2 separate regions of the Homo sapiens genome follow, and region 2 is linked to region 1. Evidence: read pairs that join two places in POLR2A ChIA-PET (ENCODE). Cell type or tissue: K562. All regions are shown on one strand.

Region 1 (2,500 bases):
GTGAGCCACGGCACCCAGCCACAATGGGCACATTTAGTCATGCAGTATAAGTGAAGAATGGAGGTCACTCAGAAGACACAGTTTTTCATTACCTACAAAGTTCTACATCAATCCGCCCTGGTTCCCCTACCTCTCGCCGCCCCCCTACTCAAGCCATGTGGCCTCCCTGCTGTTCTTTGACAGCCTTGTTATGGGGCTGAGTTGTGTTCCCCCAACAGACATGTTGACATCCTAGCCCCCAGGTACCTGTAAACATGAACTTATTTGGAAACAGGGTCTTTGCAGACGCAGTCAGGTTAAGATGAGGTTATTAGAGTAGGCCTTTAATCCAAAATGACTGGCGTCCTTCCAAGAGGAGAAGACAGGCTGTGACTGTGGAGGCAGAGGATGGAGTGCTGCATCTACAAGCTGAGGAACGCCAAGGATTGTTGCCACCGCCATGAGCTAAAAAAGGCAAGGAAGGATTCTCCCTTACAGGTTTCAGAGGGAGCACAGCCCTGCTGACACCCTGATTTTGCATTTCTAGCCTTCAAAACTGGACGACAACACATTTGCCTGCCTGGTTTGTGGTATTTTGTTCCAGCAGCCCTAGGAAATGAATACAAGCCTCAAATGTGTTCCAGCGCTTGCTGGCCTCTCTGCTTGCAAGCCCTTCCCCGGACAACGCCCTCACTCCCTTCAGGTCACTGCTGAAATGCCACCTTTGCAGAGAGGCTGGTCCTGACTGCACTACTGACCTGGGCAGTTGCGGCCTCTCTCCCTTCCTCCACCTCCTTTAGCTTTCTTCTGGTCCCTAGCCATACCTGACAATATGTTGTATGTCTTTCATCTTTGTTGTAAAACGATTGTCTGCCTTGCCTTCTAGAAGGTACGTTCCGTGAAATTAGGGACTGTCCGGTTCATTGCTGCACACCCAGTGCCTGCCATGTGCCTGACATAGACTGGAGTCTCCCATACGCTTGTTTCATAAGCGAATGAGCTGTTTGAGAATGTTGTTTGTTTTCCTTTTCACTCTTTTATCCTCTACATGACCTAATGTTTTGCTCATGGTAGATGGTCAGGAAATATGGGCAGATGGATTAATAAACCCGTCACCACCATTGGGCTGAAGGCTCTGCGTGGTGAAGAGGGGCAAGTCAAAACGCATGGCATGTTGGCCTGGATTTGGTGGCCTCTTTGTTGTAAAATGATTCTAGGGACAATTGATCAGATTTCTCTGAGTAATCATTATAGCTTACCATTTGTTACATGCAGCCACTGTTTCTCTTGCCCTGAATGCCTCCTGATTCCTCCCTTCCCCAGTTATTTTTCTGATTAAGGAATCAGAGTTGAATAATCTAAATTTAGTTTGTGTAGCTCAGAGGTGCCAATCATGGCAAATAATGAATGAAGAGATTTCCCACCCCTTTCCCTGAAGCACTGAGCTGAAACCAACAAATTCATTTTATTTAGGATCACAGGCTGCACTCAGAGTGGTGTCTGTGACAGGTGAGTGCTTTATTCACTAATGAACTCACCAGGCCCCAGACAAACCCTCTCCCTCCTGGTTGGGGTGCTCCTTATCTCCGTTAGCCCACACACTGTGCCTTTTTAGCCTTCTGTTTGCTAATGGAATTGGTGTGTCATTTTGTTAAAAATATGTTAAGTCAGAAAAAATTCATATTATGTATATCATATGGTTCCGCAAATTTCTTTAGCCTTTCAAGGGCTTTTCTGGTAAGCCTGTATTTAGAGTTCACAATTTCTGGATTAAGGACTGTGTTTTCTACCAGTTTTGAAAAGGACCAACATAAAGCACATTTTATCTGCTTTCACTGCATAAGAACATAAAAATTTACTCATTGGAAAGCTGTTATATTCAATGTTTGTAAGAAATAAGCCATAGATTAGGAATAACAATTGTTATGGTACTCTCTGTTGGGGAAAAAGAATGAAGTTCTGTTTTCAGTTATAACCCATGAGTTCTTAATATGTGCACCAGGAGGTTTTATACATGAGGAATTTTGAATGAGTTTTTAAAAGTCAGTAAAGCACCTGTAATCCCAGCTACTCGGGAGACTGAGGCAGGAGAATCACTTGAACCCAGTAGGCGGAGGTTGCAGTGAGCCGAGATCGTGCCATTGCACTCCAGCCTGGGCAACAGGGTGAGACTCCCTCTAAAAAAAAAAAAAACAAAAAAAATTAATTAATTAATGAAAAAATAAAAAATAAAAAAAGAAGTCAGTAAAAATGAAAGTGCAAGATGCGAATAAAAGAAATGAAATGATGCTGATTCATTAAAATATTTAATAAAGTATGTCTTGCTAGTTCCATAATCATTTCTGGACAGAAATTTAACCCACGCCAGCCATTGATTTTGTACTGGTGAGACTTGGCACCTTTATGCCTTGTCACTAATCATCAGCGTTTGCCTGGGAGGGACCAGAAGCCCCCTTATCTCTACCCAGCAGGAGGGCCCAGCACCCTGGATGGAGGGGATGACTTTCTCCAGGGCCTCCCA
Region 2 (2,500 bases), 430 kb before region 1:
AGCACAGCCTGCTAATCCACTTTCTTTTGGGTTCCTTGATAGGCTGGCTCTTCTCTAGTTGATGGTGGCATGTCATCCAGACCTATTACCTCCCTCCCCATGGCTCCCCGACCCAGGGCGCTGCACTCAAGGACAACAGCAACAGAATATTCTAGCTCTCCTTACATTCCCAAAGTCCAGGCAGCTCCTCACAGCTCAGGAAACAATTTCCATCTCTCTCCTCATCTTTGGTCTCCGTCTGCCCCACCCCTCACTCTCCCTGTGGCCCAAATTGCAGAGACCCCCACAGTCTACCACAGTGAAAACCCCAGGCCAGCTTCACTCCCACCACCTTCGGAGGTGAACTAGGTGGACCGGGTTGGGGATGAATGCAGTGGCAGTTATGGGAGGAGGCAGTGGTTGAGGTTGCACAGTGCCTAAGGGCCCAAAAGTGTGAATGAGAGATAACATTGTCCACAGACAGGGCTGGAGAAACAGAATAACATGTGAAACCTGAGGAGAAGCACAACTCATAAGAAACCAGAAAGTTGACGGTGCAAGAGAAAACCTCAGAGATATTCCCGGTCATGGCTCTTTGTAACTGGTACAGAGACAGGCCCCTGTGTGAATGAGTAAACAATTCCTGCACAAAACCAAGAGCATTTATGAACTTGCTTTTCTTTTTTTTTTTTTAATTTTCATTTATTTGTTTATTTTAGAGCCAGGGTCTCACTCTGTTGCCCAGGCTGGAGAGCAGCGGTGCAATCCTGGCTCCCTGCAGCCTCAATCTCCTGGGCTCAAGCTATTCTCCCACCCAGCCTCCTGAGTAGCTGGGACTACAGGCATGCACCATCATGCCCAGCTAATTTTTTGATATTTTTGTAGAGATGAGGTCTTGCTATGTTGCCCAGGCTGGCCTCGAACTCCTGGGCTCAAGCGATCCTCTCACCTTAGCCTCCCAAAGTTCTGGGATTACAGGCATGAGCCAGCTTGCTTTTCTTATACATTTAAAAAGTGTTATAATGGAAGGAGAGGGCGATGTTTGGGGACTCTAGACCCTGACTTAGTGACGGGTATTTCTGTCGTGGACAGCTACCATAGTTTTAGAATAAAAAAATCATTGCACATGCTGGAAAAGCAAAACAAGTGTACTTTGGGAAGAAAGAGACAGACCATTTGAAACCTTGACTCACCCACACAAGGTAGGAGGTGTGGTCTCCACAGCTACACAGGGACAGATAACCTCTGTAGGGGGAGCAGGTATGGAGCAGGTATAGCGCCATTGGAGGCTGGAAGCTAGGTGTGGGGGCTGTGTGACCTTGGTCACCTCATTTCATTTAGTTTATCAAATATTTATTGAGCTCATGGGATGAGACAGTGCAGGGAACATAAAGATGGGCAAGATAAGCTCTGGCTCTCTGATTCCCAGTTTCCTCATTACAGCTGAAGTCCTTCCCTATTCTAGGCATATCTGATTCCAGGGTCCTTTATTTAAGATGAAGGAAAAGTTAAGGAAGTGTGCTCTCCTCAAAGGCATTTATTTCATTTGGTACTTAAGCAGTGATTAATCTTAAGCCCTAATAGGCCTTTAAATAATTTGAGCCTTGCCTTCGACATCTGTAAGTTGGGGATAATAATATCTCTCCTATTATCAGCTAGAAACATGATTTGTCAAGCCTAAGGGCTATTAAAATTTACTCCACAATAATGAGAGTTAGCAATTCTCAGCCTTTCCAACATGTTACAATAACCTGGGGAGACTTAAAAAATAACCAAGTCATGCAAATAAACACAGGCATGCTCTTTCTCCCTGCAGATGTGACTGACAGCACATTGGCAGTTATGCCATGGCTGGCTGACAAAGCACAGGGGCATTATCCCACTAGGAACAAAACAGGTTTTCATTTGTTTTGTTTTGTTTTGTTGCAGTTTTTTTTCTTTCACGTATATAACCACCATACTGCAGCATCAGTATAGGGAAGTGTTACCCATTTTATAACATTCTTTCTTTTTTTTTGGCTTTAGACATGACATAGGAAAAGTTGGCCTGAAATCCACTGGAGGAGCAAACTCACTTCTACAACATCCCTGATCCAGGCAGCATGATATATAAGCCACAGTGGAAGATGGTAATATATAGTGATGGCAACATTTGAAATGATGATGAGTAAGGCCTGCATGAGTGGAAATCAACTAAAGCCCAGGTCTGCAAGTTTGGAAGACCTGTGTAAAGGCTGATATGTAAAACAAATACAATATTTCCAAACTGCACATACTGTGGTTTGCATTTTACTCCCCAGATACTTGGTGAGCATATTTCTAGTCTAAAATGTTGATTCTTTTCCTGGTGCTCCTCAGGACACTTTATTCCTTTGCTCTGGTGACTTTTATAAATGTTTATAATCCATTTCACTCAGTGTAAATCAAATGGTGGAATCTGATGGGCTATGAGGAGCCCCGAGCTCTTTCTATAACTGTGTGTACATCTTCTCTAGTTAAGTGCTAAAGTAACACCCCATGG

The links. Peaks named below come from ENCODE experiments on the same cell type or tissue, not always from the same donor. Only the 100,000 strongest peaks of a DNase experiment are listed, where the experiment ranks them.
Region 2: POLR2A ChIA-PET joins it to region 1 with 5 read pairs; 2 of 35 experiments call an interaction of 5 or more read pairs at or near these places.

The regions. Positions count from the first base shown.
Region 1 is chr18:57,588,422-57,590,921 of GRCh38, reverse strand. No RefSeq gene overlaps it. Among named protein-coding and RNA genes, the nearest start is that of FECH, 3.0 kb to the right of the region's middle. In K562, no CTCF peak of the experiment used is centred here; DNase peaks (open chromatin) are centred at 1,541 and 2,461.
Region 2 is chr18:58,019,652-58,022,151 of GRCh38, reverse strand. No RefSeq gene overlaps it. Among named protein-coding and RNA genes, the nearest start is that of NEDD4L, 23 kb to the left of the region's middle. In K562, no CTCF peak of the experiment used is centred here; no DNase peak of the experiment used is centred here.